Regions from separate parts of the Homo sapiens genome. Here region 1 is linked to region 2. A link is a loop called in an ENCODE intact Hi-C map of the cell type or tissue named here. Cell type or tissue: sigmoid colon. All regions are shown on one strand. Each heading gives the region's core, and the rest is flanking DNA. Links, peaks and the distances in the headings are about the cores only. Region 1 overlaps EGFR (epidermal growth factor receptor). Region 2 holds the start of ELDR (EGFR long non-coding downstream RNA).

The links. A loop is a pair of places that touch in the nucleus more often than their neighbours do. Peaks named below come from ENCODE experiments on the same cell type or tissue, not always from the same donor. Only the 100,000 strongest peaks of a DNase experiment are listed, where the experiment ranks them.
Region 1: it touches region 2 in a loop (2.7-fold over the local background); 24 of 110 quality-filtered maps call a loop at or near these places.

The regions. Positions count from the first base shown.
Region 1 is chr7:55,123,912-55,133,435 of GRCh38, forward strand. The region is part of intron 1 of EGFR (epidermal growth factor receptor); the gene reads left to right. Among named protein-coding and RNA genes, the nearest start is that of EGFR-AS1, 60 kb to the right of the region's middle. RefSeq lists enhancers at 6,753-6,832, 6,843-7,002, 7,308-8,215, 8,729-9,524, 8,869-9,524. In sigmoid colon, for the core only: no CTCF peak of the experiment used is centred there; DNase peaks (open chromatin) are centred at 1,804, 5,330, 6,273 and 6,980; H3K27ac peaks cover 4,431 bases.
Region 2 is chr7:55,249,573-55,259,096 of GRCh38, forward strand. ELDR (EGFR long non-coding downstream RNA) reads right to left here and starts at 6,063. Exons shown (of 4, transcript NR_110426.1): 1 at 5,959-6,063; 2 at 5,615-5,846. RefSeq lists silencers at 5,180-5,739, 6,050-6,099. In sigmoid colon, for the core only: CTCF peaks have their summits at 5,460 (motif pointing left) and 6,175 (motif pointing left); DNase peaks (open chromatin) are centred at 5,419 and 6,119; H3K4me3 peaks cover 1,626 bases; H3K27me3 peaks cover 1,198 bases.

The DNA of each region.
Region 1 (9,524 bases), core at 781-8,780, 130 kb before region 2:
AGTAAGTGTGTATACGTGTGTGGGCATGTATTGTGTACATGTATGTGTGTTTTATGCATCTGTTTGCAAGTATGTGTGTATGCACATAAAAGTGTGAATGTACATGTGTGCTTGGTGTATGTGTGTGTATTAATGTATGCGTGTAGTTCTAGAGTCTAGTTAGAGAAAGTGCATAAAGAAATAGGGAAATTAACAAGAAAGCTATAGCTTAAATTATAGGAAAAACTTTTCTCCCTATCAGTCATGGTTTTAAAATGTTCAGACTTGATATGTTTCCCAGTGCTATTGTCAGAAAATGTCCCTATGACATTCCATACTACTTCAATCAAATCTAAAACCTTTGTTCCAACATGTTTTATTGATATGAGTATATTTCAAATTTCTACCAGGTTTTTGGAGAGGTATTTTGGCCATAAAATTGACTAAATTATTCAAAATAAAAAATGAATAAGCCTGGGCCAAGGCTTGGAGACTTGCTTAACTCAGTTCTTAAATTTTCAGATTTTCAAAATTACAAATTTAAGCTCTAAAATCATGGTGCTGTGTATGATATTCTTTGATTGCAACTTATGGTTGAAAAACTATAGAGGGCTTTATGCTAAGAGTTGTGGATCTTAGGATTTTCATGAAATCTGCATTATCATCATCTGCAAGTTTAGATGGGGCATAACTGATCCAAAGGATGGATCCCTCGGGGGCAATTCAACTGGCTGATTCCAGCCAAGATGACAACAGTCAGGATCCGTTCCCTTCTGATCATCCATTGGGTGCCCTGATTTCCTCTACAGCCCTAGCTGAAAGACCAGACACTATCTCAGGCTGGCTGCCCCACATGCCTTGCTCCACACCAAATTCACAGTCTATAAACCTGAGCCTCCAGTGCTCCTACTACCATACTCACTCGAACATTCCCGATTCTGACCTGGAGATGTCAACAGCTACTTGATGCCACTCTCTTCTATCTTTCTGTAGCTAAGCCATCCCCAAGTTTGTCGATTCACCCTCTTTAACCCCTGTCGGGGTGTCCATTGTGCCCCTTCACCCTGCCATCTCCCTGGTGCACTGTTTTGCAAAGTTCAGCATACATGAGCGTCACCTGGGAACCTTAATAAAGTGCAGATGTTGATTCAGCAAATCTGGGATGCCCTCGGGCTGCATTTCCAGCAGGCTCCTGGGGATGTCCCCGCTGCTGTGCTGCAGATGACACTCTCAGTGGTGGGACTCCAGGCTCTGCTGTCGCCTCCTAGGGGTTTCTCCACACTCCCTGGAGGCCTAATGGGCCCTTCTCCACATGGCAGTAAGATCTGTTTTTGTGTTTGTGTTTCAAGTTGGGAGAAGGAGATTATTTAATACTAAAATGTGCAACATGGGATTGAGAAAACTAATTATTAGTCATAAGTTGAGTATGCAACATTGAAACCACATGCTTTAAAAAATTATAAGAAAAAATCATAGTATTTGAAAGTTACAAGCTATTATGGCTAACTCCATTTATCTCAGTTAGAGAAGAAGAGTCACCTGTCACCAGGGCACTGCCAGAAGCCAGGCTCATTTCCAACAGCACTGGGTGCTCCAGCTTTGGGGTGCCAGCTCCTCCCATAAAGCAAACACATACCTAGGGATGATATTTCTTTGCAAGGGCTCTGCCCTACAGCTTGTACATCTCAAGAAGTTATGTAATTAAACTGTCTGTTTTGAGAAAATTGTAGATTCACACATACTAGCTGTAAGAAATGATGCGGATAAATCCAGCGTACCAGCTTTCCCCACGGAGACGTCTTGCAGCGTCACAGCCAGGATGAGGCATTGACCCAGGCGAAGTCCAGAGCACCTGTGCGCTACAGGGCCCCTTGCACTGTGCTGTCACAGACACGCCCACTTCCAGATGCCATCTAGGACCCCCTCCAAAAAGCAGAGGCATTCTTAAAAACACACATCTGCACATGTTCCTCTTCATTTGAATCTGTCAGTGGCTTCTCAGTGCCTTTCAAATGAAATCTAAAGTCCTTACAAGCCTTGCAGCAGGAACCTCTCCATCCCACTTCCCCTCACACTCTCAGCTTCATCTCTGCTAGGCTCTGTTCAGCCAGGCAGCCTTTCACAGTCCCTCTCCTCCTGCCCTGCCAGGAAGGTCCCCTGCCCCCAACTCTTCCCCACATGTGGCGGGGCCCCGCTTGTCCTTAGAAGCCCAGCTGAACTGCTTCCTGAAGGAACCCCTCCAGAACCTCTCAGACCAGGTCAGGTTTCTGCACTCTTAGATCATCCCCATGGCATAATCACAGTTGTGATGTTGTGATGATTCAGTGAATGTCTGTCTCCCCACTGGATGGTAAGCTTCCTGAGGGCAGGAACAGCATTGGTTCCAGTCAATGCTATGTCCCAGGACTGTTCGTTTTTGCACATACTAATCCTAAAAGGACGATGACAACAGCAACCACTTACATGACCTAGATGCTCTTCTGGGTGTTGTGCAAATATTAACAATTTAATCCTTGCAACAATCCACGAGGGAGGCATTCTTCTACTCCCACTTAACAGACAAGGACAGTGAAGCTAGTAAAGAGAAGTCATTTGCCCAAGGGGACCCCACTACTGTTGGCAGAGCTGGGTGCAAACGCAGGCTTGTGAAGCCAGGACCCATGCATTCAAAGACCATGCCAGGTGCCCCCACTGCACACCTCATCCCCACATACCAGTGAGGGGGAGAGAAATGCTCCTGCACTGCCTCTGATTAACTGCTTTCCTAGAAGTCACACATATAAAAGGGATTTAATTCTAGTGGGATTGAATCTCAATAGTTTCCTTATTAGGTTGATTTCTGTTAATAGTTTAAGTACTGGATATACATGAATTAGAAAATCTAGATTATTAGCAAATGCAAACTATAAAGTATTTTATAAATGTTATCTTGTTTGTCAGGGGATGAGTGAGATATTCATTATACAAAAAGTAGTGTGGATTTTGAGGTAGAAGGTTTACTAAGGATCATACCGTAGTATGAAATAGCCACAAACATTCAGTGAAACCAAACACCCCCGCTTAACCTCAAACTAACACTAAATAATAAGGAATAGACTTGGGGGCAGTGCAAGTGTATTTCTAATGGTGAAAACCATTCCCCAGTGAAAACTAATGTACCATCTAGTTAATAAGAGCTCCTCTGACCCACGCACATCAATACTTACATCCCAATGGTGATGTGACATTTTGGGTTTTGTATTTCTTTTGCAAATTGAGCTAGCATTTTTGATGAGTGGCAGGGCTCTGCTACCCAACCTTTGGACAGTTTCCAAGCATAAAATCACAATTCCAGATAATTCTGTCACAAAGATCTGGGTCTCATTAGGAAGGAGAGGAAGCTGGGAGATGATCCAGTCCAACCTCCCCCAAACCAAACATCACGGCCTTCTCAGTTGTTTCACCAACCATCTAAATGTTTTAGTAATTCTAAAAATTGATGCGCTTTTTCCACGAAAGGAAGTGTTACCACATTTTCCAAGTGGGAGGCATCTATATCCTTACTCCTTCATCCTCTCCTTCCCACCCCCTCACCCCCCACCACCCACACAACATCTGCAATTCTTAAACTAAAGCACAAATTGTTACAAAAGTTAATTGCACTTTCAAAGGAATGCTTGTATAGAAACTTTCTCGGCTTCAAGGAAAAATAATACGCTTTGAATGGCTGTTCAACAGCATAGAAATTAGCTGAGTAGAAGGCACTCATATAGCCATTAGGACCAATCCTTTCTGCCGCCAACACCCCCCTTATAAAGACTTGACAGTGGGCCAGAATAAACAACTTCAGGATGAATTCAGTTGAGACACAAAGTACACACTTCCAGTTTTTCCCTTCTCTGGTTACTGGCCTCAATAACCAGGCAGTCAACTTAAAAAGAAAAACAAAAGCTTGCTTCAGATTACAGATTGCAGACTTCTTATAATATGTCCATTTCACCAGGCCCCGCTCTCAGCCCCGGGAAAGGCCACTGGAAACCACCTCACATGGTAGGGCCTTGCGGGAGCCAGTAATAACCTTATCTCCGTCAACATGTTCTGTCAGATTGAATGGGGCAGCCAGAGAAGCCAGAGTTGGCACAGGAACCAAAACAAAGGCTTCCCATCCTCCTGGAGTGAGCGGTTGAGCCTGGATTGGTGCTTAGACCTATAATGGGTGCAAGCAGCGTTCATTCATAGTGGCTTTCTAGACCCAGGGACTTGGCCCCAGCCCTGCTGCTCCACTCCTCTTCTTGCTTCATTACCACGAGTCTCCTAGACCACCGAACGATGCCTGCATTTGAAAGACACTTCTGCTGATCAAAGCAGCTGATGTGTCCCTTTGCGGTTCATTTCTAATTGTCCCCAAGGAGGAGAAATTCAAATAGTTTATTACTGAGAGTTAAAGAAATCCACTGAAATATTCTTTGGTCTAAAATTACTGTCATGGCGGAGCAGCTTCACCTTAGTCATTGCCCTTAAATATGAAAGCTATTTAAGAAAGTTTGCCCTTAAATATGAAAGCTATTTTAAAAAGTTTAATGAAAGAAGAGAATCACAAAACATTTTCAAAAAGCAAAAGAAAACCTAAGAGAAAAGTTGAAAGTAGGAATTTTTTAAAGAATATACGACGTGTGTTCTGTGACTCACCCCTGCAAGTTATTTGTGTGTATTCCCTTGCATAGTAATTAATAATGAAGCAAAGCATGGCAATGATATCTTTTCTTGTCTAGTATTCTAGAAGACTCCATGTTTTTGGAAAATATCACTCTAGTTAGATCTCAAATATATTCAATCAGAAAATGGGTTTTCTACAAGATTCTATATCTGTAGTCAATAGCAAATATAATTCTATTAAGCTAGTAGGATGTGATAGGAAACTAAAACCTAGGGGAGACCAAAGCAAGGAAAAATACTTCCTCATCCAAACTTGAGAGCAATTTACCGTCAGGCCTACTATTAATAGATGGAATACAGATTCCATTTTCATTACTCAACTGCCATATTCATTATTACACTGTACAGAAAAGGGAATCACATCTGTTGAAAACTTATATATGATGTTCATGCATGCATTCCAGTAATTCAACAATTTTTATTTATCTTTTTATTGCTTGCTAATTTTTCAAAATAATAAGCTAAAGAAAACAAAATGTTTGTGCTGTTCTCAGATGACATGTTATCTCTTTAAAGGACAAAATGTGCTGTGAAATAATAGAATGCTTTCAGCACTCAAGTGTGAGTGAGTGCTCATACATGAGAGAAAGCCGTGGGGACTACAGAAGCCAAGAAGCAGATCTAGCTGGGGAGGCCTTTGCAGAGGATGTAGTTGTGTGGAGAGGCCACACACGTGGAATTCCCAGGAGGGCTGTGGAGGCGGGGAATCTGCAGGAAAGCACTGGGGTGAGAAACGTGATGAGAAACAATTATTGTCTTAAAATATCTGCAGGGCTGTAAGGTAGAGAAGCAATACGTTGCATCTGTGTTAAGTCAAACAAAATTATCAAGGGACTGGTTTCAGCTTAACATAAGGAACAATTATGTGATAGGGTTGTCAATAACAAGAGTAGACTGCTTCTTCACACACTCCTAGTCACTCAGAATGGTCCAGGAGGAGTGGACAACCATTTGGTAGAGTATGGGAAGGCAGGGGCCCTGGGTGGGAGTGGTGAGGGTAGGGAGTGAGTATCCCAATCTAGAAGTAAATTGTGCCCAGCACGGAGCTGCAACACTGCCCTGCACACAAACACACACAAATAACAATCCCCAGCCCCTGCATTTCCCTCTCCGGTTTCAGGACCTTGTATCTTACTTCAATTCCTTTATTTAGCTGATGATGAAATAGGAAGAGCTTAGCACTAAGAAAATCCTTTTGGAGTTTGGCCTTGGGGGAAAATGAATCACTCCAACCAGGTCTGTCTTCTAGAAAGTATAGGATGAAAGGGCTCCTCATCACATACTTCCTGACCTCCTGCTAGGCCTTTCCCTAAAACAGGGGCTGGCAAAGCACAACCTGTGGGTCACGCCTAGCCTGCCACCTGTTTTTGCAAATAAAGTTTTATTGGAGCATGACTATATGTATTTGCTTACAGTCTGTGGCTGCGTTCACACTATCCCAGCAGAGTTGAATAATTGGGACAGGGACCATATGATGGGTGAAGCTGAAAACATTTACTCTCTGGCTGTATTCAGAGGAGGTTTACTGAGCCCTTCTCTGAGACATGGCAAGCGCTGCTTCAGGCTCATGCTTCACTAGATTCAGGCCTGGGGCAGTAAAGAGCCAGCTCAGGATAGCACTCCCGACTCACTCATTTTTTCAGGCAGGGGAGCCATCTAATGTCAAGTGCCTACGTGCAGGAACTGGTCTGTTAATTAGCAGCTCTCCTCATGGAAGGGATAATATATTCTAGAAACAGGAGTGCGGCCCTATTGCAAGAATGTCCTGAGCCAAAATTAAGATTCTTCTATGGCAGAAACTTGGCTGGGGCTTCTCCTGAGTTAACTTGGTAGTTGTTAGTGATTTTTGAGTCAGTTTTTCCTTGTCAACGACCCCAGGAATGAGTTTGGGATTACAGGGTAGCCAGGGAAAGGGAAAGCTTCACGCCCGCCCCCGGGACAAGGTCTGTCTTCACACTGCTACATCCCTTCACCCACTTTAAAATGAAACTTAAAAGGAGGATTTCAGTTGAGTAGGAAGTGAGAAGAGGGCTCATTTTAAAACAAGCGTTAAATGAAAACCCACACACACTCAGAGCACACAAATCCAACCACGCTTACAAAACCATCACAGAGGGTCAGGCGAGGCCCTTTTCTAAATGAAAAAGAACAGGGGTGGAGACTGTTCTGAGAGCATGCTGGGTTCCCTGAAGGGAATTCTCAGCTGTATGTGCCCCGCACAGGATCCCTGCTAGACACAAGGCCAGCTGCCTTCCTTTCAAGCCGCAGACGCATCCCTGTGTCCAGGCGGGCTGGTCAGCTGCGGTCAGCACCAGCTTCCCCGCTCCATGGTGAGGTCATCACAACATGTGAGCAGGAGGGCAGGCCGGCAACCTCTGAGTGCTTAGAGAAAGGGACGGGATTCCTCCTGTGCAACCCCTCTAGTCTCACTCAGACTCAAGTCTGACTAAGGGGCCAGGTGCTTTGACCAGGGACTCTCCCCTCTCACTTCCCTCCCAGGAGTCACAGGTACATGAGTCCTTGTTTTACAAATGAAGAAAACAGACCCAACATGATTAAGATGTTGCCTTCATAGGGGTGGCACCAGGATTCCAAACCATGGACTCCACTGAGCCCAGTGCCCACTGACATGTGCCAGTAACAGTGCAGCTGCCTGTGGTTCTGTCGACTAAACTGCCGGCAGAGGCTGGCTTTCCACCTTCTTTTTTTTTTTTTCACTCTTCAAACACTTTATGACATGAACATAAACTACTGGCTGCATCGTTCTGCTGACAACATGACATGTTTCTATAACTTGAAAAAAGCAAGCAGTGGACTGCTCATTGGTAAAATTGAGTCAGTAATCTTTTAGGAAGGTTATTTTTCTTCCTTTTACTGCTTCTCATCTGTTCCCCGCAGTAAAGAGGACAAGATGACGACGACTCAGGGAACACCTCCAGCCTGAAGCAGCACCATGCGAGCTTAGACCTTAGGGTCGGCTTAGAAACCACAGGCGGGGCGGCTTGGGCCCCTCGGACACTCCCTCTCGAAGCTGCTTCTCCCCAAGCTACCCCAAAGGCACTGAGCGCCCTCTGCCCCCCAGCAATTCAATTCACTGGCTGTCCTGCTCCTGTCAGTACTGAGAGTTGCATGTTTGACCCTCGGGGGAAAAGTCCAGAGGCCCTGGGGTGTCCAGCATGCTCTGAGGTCCCTGCTGCTGACCCCTTGCGCTGTCAGCATTCAGAGACATTCACACAGCACAGCCTCCCAGGCTAACAGCTGTCATGGAACAGTGGAGCAGCTAGACGTGGCCATTCTGTGGCCCAGTGCTGCAGAGGTCAAAGGGACAAGCGCAGGGAGCATCTTTGCTTTCAGAAAAAAAAAAAAAAAAAAGAAGCACACTGGTGCACTGACCTGCTCCTGGTGTCTTTGTGATTGCTCTTTTCTTTCGATTTTTGGTTGTCTTTTTTTTTTTGAAAGAGGGGCTTTTATGCTTTTTTCCTAATGTTCATGGGTAAACCAATGTAAATGTGTGTATGTTTATAGAGATGGCTTTAAATCGCAATTCTGCAGTAGAGATTGATTTTTTAAAAAACATGGGTAAAAATTGAAGAAAAATTTTAAAAGAACATTTAAACCATCTTGGGCTAGGGGTGGATATGCACCACCCCACGGAAGCCAAACAAAATCTCTCTGCAGATAAACATTTGCAAAAAGAATTTCCAATCCCAATTTTTGAGTCAGAGATCTTTTATTTCCTTGCAAATTACATATCTGTTTCAGGATTTTTGACTATAAGAAGAATGAATGAAGATGTGTTTCTTACAGATAACTATGAACAAACCAGGAAGGATAATAACTTGTATCCCCCAATTCGAATCCAGAGGATGGGAAGGCATAAAAAAAAGAAATGGAAGAAACTTTATTTTTAGTGGTAAATGGTGGGACTATGTATTTTACGTATGGTGAAGTCACCAAGCCCAACACTTGGCACTTGTAGGCAAGGTAGTCTTCTAATCTGAATGTGAAGTATTATGTTTTCATTTGCTTGGTAATGAGGAATATTGGTGCTTTCGTCCCAGTTCTCGAGCTGACTGACTTCTCTTTCTGACGTGTGTTCCTTTAGCACACCTCTACACTGCATGGCTCTGAGATGTCCTGTGACTGTTTCATGTGTAAAGTTGCCTCCCCAAAGGACTCACATATTCCTTCAGGGCAGTGAGTACTTCTGATTCATCCTTAGCAGCTACCTTCGCGCTACTTTACTAGATATGTTGTAGTTGAATTAATGAACAAAAGAACAAGCAACTTTGGTGCCTGGTGTGCATCTCAGAGCAGGGTGGAGTGAGCCTGGCCAAAGGGTCATCATGCAACCTCTGTGGCTGACTCCATCTGGCCACGGAGCTTCTCAGCCATGCTTGGTATTCACATGACTTCTAGGGCGACAGCTCAACCAGCAAATAAACAGCTTCATATGGGAAATATTACTCAGCCTTTGTCATCAAGGAGTGAGTCACGGGCCTGAACTGAATAGAAGATAGAGGAGAAAAGGTGTGTGGACTGGGTGAGACAGCGCCCAGCGAGGTGAACTCCCGGCAGCCCTGCCTGTCTTTACCTGCACATCACCTTGCTAGGGTGCCTTCGGTTGTGAGGGCCTGTCTAGGAAGAGAAGAGTTGCACCCTGGCAGGCAGCACTGAGCTGTCTCATGCAAAGCTGAGGAAGAAAGAGTGAGCTGCCCAGTGAGCCTGCTGGGGTGGTGGAGGCTGGGCTGGGCTGTGCAGTCTGCAGCCCCCAGCAGCCCTTGGCACCTTTCTACTGCCTGGTGCTCACCAGCTCTCCAGTAACAAAGAGGGACGTGAAGTCAGAGGGG
Region 2 (9,524 bases), core at 1,068-9,067:
TCCAGGAGAGGACTGTGCAGATTGCAAAGGAAGGAGGCATGCCTGGCCATCTGAGAGCTGTGACTACAGCTCCCTCCAGACGATTTCCAGTGGAGCAGGCCTCATAATGTGGAGGTCGGCATACAGTACAGTCTGTCTCCTCGACCCCAGCTCCCACTCCTGCAGTCAAAGAGCCTGGACCTGGGCTCTGAGCCCTGTACAAGGATGAGAAGCAGAGGCAGCACTTCAGGTTTTTGTCCAGGTTTGATCATGAATGAGTAGAAGGCCCAGTAACTACCTTCCGCCTAAAAAAAACATTTTATTGGCTCCTCAAAAAGCAGGAATACAGGAGCAACTGACTCTTCTCTCTCTACCAACACCACCCTTTGACTCCCCTCACTTTGTCTCCTTTGCTCCTCACATGTTGTGGTGAAGGGAAATCCTACGGTCAAATAGTTTGCAGGAGAGCAGGGCCAGTAGACGCAAGGCTCAGTTAAAGACTTGAAGACCTGGAGAGAGAAAATCAGGGGCCCAAATGGGACCTCTGCTGCCAGGACTCCAAACTCCTGTTGTCAAAACTGTAAAATATTTTCAGAATCTAGTTATCAATTATTTTATTTTTTCTGTGATAGGAGAAAATCATGGAAGTCAATAAAGTAAGATTTAAAATAGGCCTCAAATTATTTTTTTACGGATGGTAAAAAAATAATGCATGTAGAAAAAAATACAACAGAGAAAACTTGGAAACATTTTTTTAAGTTGAAATAAAAGGTCGAATCATCCATCAGGGGCCCATGTTCTATTTTTTCTTTGCGGCTCAGGCACAGAGCTTCAGCACACAGCCTCCAGGGGGCTGTCCTGAGTCTAACCACAGTATTCCCGGAGAAAGGAGGCAAGGGCTGGGAAGGAGTGTGTCGCTGCTCTTCAGTGCCCTTCTAGGAGCTGGTGTCCACATGTCACTCGTGTCCCATCGGAGTGATTCACACGGCCACACCTCACTGGGAAGTAGAGTCTACTCTGGGTGGTTGTTCACCCAACTAAAAATTCCAAATGCATTATTGTAGAGAGAAGGGAGGGCAGGCATGGGAGAGTGCCAGTAGCCTCCAGCACAGGGTCAAATCCCAAGGACAATCTATGTTAGGCCAGCAGCAAATGAGGATGAAGACGCAAATGGGAGAGACTAAGAGGAACTGTGCAGGGAAGTCAGGGGCTGCAGCAGCCCAGCCAGAGAGGCCCAGACACAGAGATTCTTAGGAGGAAAACGAGGCAGCTGACTCCAGGAGAGAATCCAGGGGAAAAGATATATTTGGAGGGTTTTTTTTTTTTTTTTTTTGAGACGGAGTCTCGCTCTGTCGCCCAGGCTGGAGTGCAGTGGCGGGATCTCGGCTCACTGCAAGCTCCGCCTCCCGGGTTCACGCCATTCTCCTGCCTCAGCCTCCCAAGTGGCTGGGACTACAGGCGCCCGCCACTACGCCCGGCTAATTTTTTGTATTTTTTGTAGAGACGGGGTTTCACCGTTTTAGCCGGGATGGTCTCGATCTCCTGACCTCGTGATCCGCCCACCTCGGCCTCCCAAAGTGCTGGGATTACAGGCGTGAGCCACCGCGCCCGGCCTGGAGGGTTTTTAAGTGAAGTTATACCATAGGGTTTGCAGCATAAACCCTCTACACTGAACACCTACAAAATCCCTGATAAAGGTCTCGTGGCTTGTTAACGTGGTTTGGAGTGGACCTGTTTGGGTAAAGATTTGGGGGGACCCATGTCAGGGTGGGCTGAATCATTGTGCTTAAAACACACCAGAGATTGCATGGTGTATTGCAGCGGGTGATTGGTGATTGGTAGGTGAAAGAAAGATGTGCTCATTCATCCCTGAGTGGAGAGATCTCTCTGGGCTAGCCACAATGTATGAAAACAGGGCATGAAGAATGTCTCCAGCCCACATGGACTGCATTCTTGCTGGTTGGGAATGTGTCCCCAAGTTCTCCACCTTCCTGTACTAGTTAAGAAGGAAGGGCCAGGTGCAGTGGCTTGTGCCTGTAATCCCAGATATGCAGGAGGATGGCCTGAGGCCACGAGTTCGAGACCAGCCTGGGACACATAATGAGACTCCATCTCTAAAGGTAGTTTGTGCCTGTAGTTCCAGCTACTCAGGAGGCTGAGGTACACTTGGCAATTGATTACCATTCACCTTGACATCAGTGAAAGTTTTCCTGGAGATTGGGGTGTGGTTGTCTTTTGCTTTACCCTACTGTGCCTTTGCCCATGTTTGTCTTTCCTTGATTCCATGGTTTTCTGTGGAAACTGAGGGAAGCATGAGTTTGTGCCACTGTCTGGTGTCACAGAGGCCTGAGGTCTGAAAAGGTACTCTCGACCTGAGGAGTTGTCGGGTGATGGGGAGAGCATTCTAGGCAGAAACAACAATATGAAAAAATAGAGAGTTAGGAGCCCAAAGCCACAAATCAGAAATCAAGAGCAAAGAGAGCTGGAGAAGGTAGGGTGGAGTAAAAACACGTCTAGAAAGATCTAGGGCTCAGTGGGTCAGCACATCTCCTCTGAGGCGTCAGTTCCAGTCAGCTGAGAACTGCAGCCTAGTGGGGGCCTCCCGCACATTGGAAAGAGTACCTGGATTAGTCAATGAGGTTTGCCTCCAGGGGCTGGTCCTCTTTAGGAAGACCAGCAGACGCAAGGATACCTCATCACAAGCCTAAGTTAAGGGCATAGAGGGCCTGGGATGCCACTAAGAAGTCCGAGGTCTGTCTAAAGGGGCTCATTTCATAACTGAATGCCAAATACATTCAGTGATCTCAGGGTCCCAGGGCCTGCTCTTGACTAAAAATTAAGCTGAAACACCCTCTATTAAAAGCTGGCCAGAGGAGATGGTGGGTTGAATGTGGCTCCTGGGCCATGTTTGCCTCTGGAACACCAGTGCAGAGCAGCAGGGACAGGAAGAGCCCCAGGGACTTGCAGACTGGGAGGAGAGGCTTCCAGCTGCCTCTGAAAGGGAGCTTTGCTCTTTCCAATTTTCTGTTCTTTCTGTGAAAAAGTTTAAGTCCTTCTGGAGCTGGGCTGATGGCATGTGAGTGTTACCATGTGTCATTCTGTAAGTGCTCTCTGCAAATTCCTAGAGATTCTCCCTCATGCCCCAGGGGAAAAGCAATTTTTATTGTCCCACTGTGATCCATGAATCTTATCCCCAGTGTCTATGAATCCTGACTGTTGGACTTCAAACCCTCTGGGCCCTTTCTCAAAGAGCTCCACGGAAAGCAAGCTCCTGATGGCTGCCCTGACACTTCAGGCTTCCTGAAGTGTCTACTCAAAATAGTCCCTAACCTAAGGGCATGACTTTAGTAATGTAAGTTTTAAGCTTCCGCATGTCAAATTCCCCAATCCACCCAAAACAATTTCCTAAGGGCTAGCTTCCTGGGACCCCCACATTCCCCATTTTTCTGCCTAAGCCCACGTCTGGACATGGCTTGGTTCATTGCTCACAAACGCTCCTACCCTCTCTCCCCACCACCCCCTCACTTGGGCCATGCATCTGTGTCATCTTCCAGCAGCTCCTGGATCTGACATTCATTGGCTGTTTAGGTTACTATTCCCTCCATGCCCATGATGCCACTGTGGTTTGTGCTTCTTCATGTGAAGTTAAAGGAGAAGATATCTAAGAACATAACCTTGAGAGCACTAGCAACCATAGGTGGACTGTGAGGAGAAAGCCAATGAAACATGTTGAGGAGAAATAGGCAGAGAAGCAAGCAGGCAGCTTTGCAGGAGTCAGAGGAGAGGAACATTGTGAGGAGTGCACGATCTGGGTCAAACACCAGAGGGATGGTGTGGAAGACAAGGACTGAAAAATGTCTACTGGATAATTCTACCAAGCGGGGCAGCTGGGCACAACCACAGAGGAACTGACTTAAGGGGAAATTGTGCAGCCAGTAGTCAGGTGGAATCCAGATGTCAGTGGGACCTAGTGGAAGGGGCTTCAATTTTTGAATCGCTCAAGGTTGGCCAGAAGCTGGCTCTGTAATCTTGGACAAATAACAACTTCTCTGAGCCTCAGTTTCTCTTCTATAAAATGGACATAAAACACCTTCCTTGCAGAGTGTGATGGTTAATACTGAGTGTCAACTTGATTGGATTGAAGGATACAAAGTACTGTTCCTGGGTGTGTCTGTGAGGGTATTGCCAAAGGAGATTAGCATTTCATTTCAGTGGACTGGGAGAGGCAGACCCACCCTCAATTGGGTGGGCATCATCTAATCAGCTGCCAGTGCAGGTAGGATAACAGCAGGCAGACAAACGTGGAAGGACTTGACTGGCTGAGTCTTCCCGCCTCCATCTTTCTTCCGAGCTGGATGCTTCCTGCCCTCAAACACTGGACTCCAAGTTCTTCAGCTTTTGGACTCTTGGGCTTACACCAGTAGTTTGCCAGGTGCTCCCGGGCCTTCAGCCACAGACTGAAGACTGCATTGTTGGCTTCCCTACTTTTGAGGTTTGGGGACTCAGACTGGCTTCCTTGTTCCTTAGCTTGCAGACAGCCTATTGTGGGACTTCACCTTGTGATCGTGTGAGTCAATATTCCTTAATAAACTTCCCTTCATATATAGGTCTATCCTATCAGTGCTGTCCCTCTAGAGAACCCTGACTAACATAGAAGAGTTGTGAAAATGACCGTTGGTCTGCCCTCACCCTTTCCCTCTTGTCCTTTAACCGCATGCGCTCAGTGTTACCTTCCGTGGCACCTGCTCACCGTCATCCCGTGGTGACTCGTGTGGGTAACTTCATCAGAGAAGACCCTGCCTGTCACCTCAGGTACAGCCCACGAAGTAAGGTGGCTGCAAGCGCAGATCCTGCACCTGCCCAAGGTGAAACAAATCAGCTCCCGGAGCCTGAGGTGCAAAGGGCAGGAAGCTCCCTGCGCACCCCTGCGGCCCCAGCGCGGCTCTCCCAGTCCCGCTGCCTCCCACTCCGAGCCCCTGCCGTCTGGGACCCGCTCCACCTCCCGCTCCCGGGCCCTCGGGGCATCCTGTCTCCATTCGCAGCCCAGTGCCCTCCACTCCCACGGCCTCGGGTACAGCTTCCACAGGGAAATCACCCACATCTGTGTCTCTCGCCTCGTTCCCAGTCCTGAGGCCGACGCATGGCCACTGAGCACACAGATCCAGCACAGCGTCCCTCGCCTTTCCCGCGCCCCGGGCAGAGGATGAGCACCAGGCCAGCCCTGCAGCTCACGCCGGCAGCCCTGGGCTGGCTCCGCACCCGCGCCTCGGGCTTCCACGGTGGACCCAGGAGACACCCTCTCGCCCAGCCCAGCTTCCCTGCGGGACTGAGAGGGAGAAGGGAGGAGTCGGGGAGCGAAGGCGGAGGCAGAGCTGGGCTGCGGGAGGAGGCGCGACGGCGGCACCGGCGGGATGGAGCAGCGGGATCCCGCGGTGACCGGGCGGATGGAGTGGCCGAGAGCGCCCCCTGCCGGCCAAGGGTCCCCCCTCACACACTCCCGGTGTGGCCGGGAAGGCGGGAGCCGGGTTCCCTGCCGGGAAGGCGGGAGCCGGGTTCCCTGCCGGTGGAGCCGGCGGCTCAGCCGGGCCCCGCACGCACCGGCCCCGCAGGGCCAGGTCCCCGCCTCCAGGCCCACCTTCGGCGCTCGCAAACGTCCGGGTGGCTGCGGCCTGGCCACCATCCAGGCCTCGCCCACCGGCAGTTGCCCGGGTCCACACAGGGACAAGCTCGGTCTCCGCCGCGTCCCGCCTGAGCCTCGCCCGCGCCCAGGGGACTCCACGCTGCACAGGGAGAGGGCCGCTCCGTGTGACAATGCAAGAAGGGCGAGCTCTCTTTTCCACCTGTCTCATCTCAGTGTGAACGGCGCCCTGGAAAACAGAACTGTTCAGGGACTTCTGAGGAGCTCGGCCAACGCTCTTGCCTCCCTACATTTTCCCGAAATCTGCCTTTCAAACAGGCTTCCTCTTGTCACAGACGAACCCATCTCCACGTTAGAGTGCATCGTGGCGTTTCCTATTTTCATAAAAGCCAGCGCCCTGGAATTGTCAGTCTGTTCTTACACTGTGAGTGTAACGGCCCTCTGTTAAATCTCAGCAAACCCTCGCGCGCCAGAGAGGCCAGCCCCAGAGCCCGCGCCCTGGAACGCGGCGGACCGCGGGTGCCCTCTGCGGGTGGCGCGTGGCCTGCGCAGCGATCAGGTCCTCAAGTCCCGAAGCCCCAGTGCCAGCCTCCGAAAAGCTGGCCCGGCAGGAAGGAGCCCAGTTCCTGCCCACTGCCTTCCGACGTCCTGTAAGTGGACCCCGCTTCCCGGGCCTCAGTGGTCTGGTCTGGAATGAAGAGTCTGAGCCAGGTGGTCCCAAGCGCTGCCGGGCTCCCACATTTTCTGACAATGAGGTAATCAGTCACGTGCACTTGCCAAGGTTTGGGCACCAGACTCTTTGACACCTGGTGTAGACTCAGCAAAATCCCATGAGCCACTATGCCCTTCAGATCAATGGACTATCACCTACTTCATTCGGACTTTTCGACCTCAGGTGAGACTGGAGAGAAACCTGGGACAGAGGAGACAGCTGGCTGAGATTCCCGTTCCTGCGTCTGAAGGCTGGAGGGTATGGAGAGTCCCTAGACAGTGGCACTCACGCCTGCTGCGCCCTGTGCTGCAGGTTGTACGCGATATAAAACATGACACTGACTGCCCGTGAGGATCTTGACAAGTTGTTTTGAAGATGGCATTTTGCTAAGTCCCTGAGGGTCACTGGTCCTCAAAGCGGCATGGCGGCATGGCGTGGCTGGTTCTGCCACATGCCAGCTGTGTGACCTCTGAGACTCCACTTCTTCAGTGCTGAAAATAAAGAAGGAGTTTTACTAAGGACCAAACAAGATAATGAATGTGAAACTGCTCCACGAACCCCAAAGAATTATGCACATAGATGCGATCATTAAGATGCGAAGCCATCGAGTTACCACCTGGCATGCTTAAACTGTAAAGAGTGGGTCAAAGTAAACTGAATTGGAAAATCCAAAGTTATGCAGAAAAACAATAAAGAGGTCTTACGTAGCAATACCGAACTTATGTCAGGCACTATTTCTCAAAACACAACTCCACTGAGATGCTCCAAGGAAAGAAAGGATTTTGTGGGCAAAAGCTTGATGCCCCTCTAGGGCACTCACAATGCTCGTCAGCACACAGAGCTACAAATAGTTCAGATTTTGCCACCCAATTTGTTGCCAAAAACATTCAATTTCCAGATCTGCTTTGGATTTCAGAATTGCAGATTCAAAACATTGTAAACCCTGGATTAAAACCCATTAAAAGTTTCCTGTCTGAGTTGCTCCTATGTCTCTCGTCTCTTCAGAAGAATTTATCTTTTTCTTTTTGACAATCATTCTTTCATAAGAATTGGTCTTTCAACCTACTTTTAGTTCACCTAGTTGTTGGAAATTTAGTAGAAAAAATAACCTTGCCTTTTAGGGTTGATTTAGGTTAAAATGTCTAAGGTATATAAAGTGCTTATCATGTAACAAGGCACACGAGGGTTTATTACGTGTGATACACCTGTGGTGGAAGGGGTTTCTTGTGGCCTCAGGTCATGCAGGAGGGATTCCACCCCACAACTGCTCCAAAAAAAGCACCCATGCCACCACCTCACACCAATATTCTGAACCCCACGATAGTGACCTAACAAGTGTAAATAATAGTGAAAATCACAGGACAGACTAGTTGAACTCAGGACTGACCTAGAACATATGATATGCCAGATGACATGAGAGATGTAGATAGACGACATGAGAAAATGAGATCAATTGTCTAATAGTTGATTGATCCTTCAATGCCAGATTTTTATCTGCCATATAATTCTTACTGATTATATAGGCTGAAAGGCAGAGGAGGGATGATGATTCTATCCAATGAATATGGAGAATGGCTCCAAATTTTAACTCTCTAAAACATCACCATGTGCTGTGTCTTTTCCTACAAATCAGGATCTTTTTTCAACCAGTACATACCTCCTTGACCTGACAACACTTAATATAGGCAAAAAAAAAAAAAAAAAAAACTGTTCCCAAGTTGAGTATAATCATATCTGTAATTATATCCATAATCACAAGGATAACCACTGTTCCCAAATTAGGTATAGTCATGTAATAGCAGGCCCAGTTCTGGGCTTTCTATGCCTTTTATCTGTTTGTTGATCCTTATGCCTGTGCCACATTGTCTTGATCACTGCAGCTTTATTGGCTTTCTATAAGTTTTTTGTTTGTTTGTTTTTGAGACAGAGTTTCGCTCTGTCGCCCAGGCTGGAGTGCAGTGGCGCGATCTCCACTCACTGCAAGCTCTGCCTCCCGGGTTCACACCATTCTCCTGCCTCAGCCTCCTGAGTAGCTGGGACTACAGGCGCTCGCCACCACGCCTGGCTAATTTTTTGTATTTTTAGTAGAGACGGGGTTTCACCACGTTAGCCAGGATGGTCTCGATCTCCTGACCTCGTGATCCACCCTCCTTGGCCTCCCAAAGTGCTGGGATTACAGGTGTGAGCCACCGCGCCCGGCCGGCTTTCTATAAGTTTTGAAAGCTGGCAATGTAAGCCTGCCAACTTTTTTTTCCCCTTTTTCAAGATGGCTTTGCAGATTCTAGGTGCTTTGCATTTCCATATAGATTTTAAAAAATCATTTTGTCAATTCCCACAAAAAGTCCTGCTGGGCTTTCACGGAATGTATACACCTATTTGGGAAGAACTGCTATCTTAATAATAGTGACTCTTATAAGCCATAAACATGGTATATATTTCCATTTACTTAAGTTTTCTTCAATATTTTCACCACCATTGTGTAGTTTTCAGTATAGAGGTCTTACACATTTTTGTTGATTTATTGCAAAACATTGCATGTTTCTGTTCTTACAGTAAATATAATTTTTAAAATTTCCTTTTCTAATTCTGTACTGTTAGCATACTAAATTTACATCGATTTTTGCATAATAACCATATAGACTGCAACTTTTTATTAGCTCTAGTGGTCATTTTGTAGATTCCTTAGAATTTTCTTTTTAAGTTAATCATCTTTTTATTGGGGAAAAAAAACTAGCATTTACAACTCGGAATGGAAGTAAACTGTAATTTGTTGAACGGTAATGTTGATGACTGTGCTGAAGCCCACAGCCACAGCTTACTCTGCTGGCTCAAAGTCATGGTTCAGAAGGTTTTAAAAGCAGAGTCCAAAGATGCTCCCTTGGTAAAGGTTTTTTGTTAAAAATGTGTGTGAACAGTGACAGCCGTTTCACTCTAGAACAATGCAGACAACGCTAAATCAACATACGTGGGCATGCCACCAGGGTATGTCATCGTCACCATGGGTCACAGCACACAGAAGTACAAGATGACCATCCCGCTAGTGGGGCTACGTCTCAACAGTTTATCCTTCACCCCATTTTTCTGCACATCATCCTAAGATAAACCAATTTTAAATGTTCGTTTTCAGTAAACCAGTTATGACAATTTATACTAAACAAATTGAACCAGAATCCATTTGAATAGGTTTTGGATTTG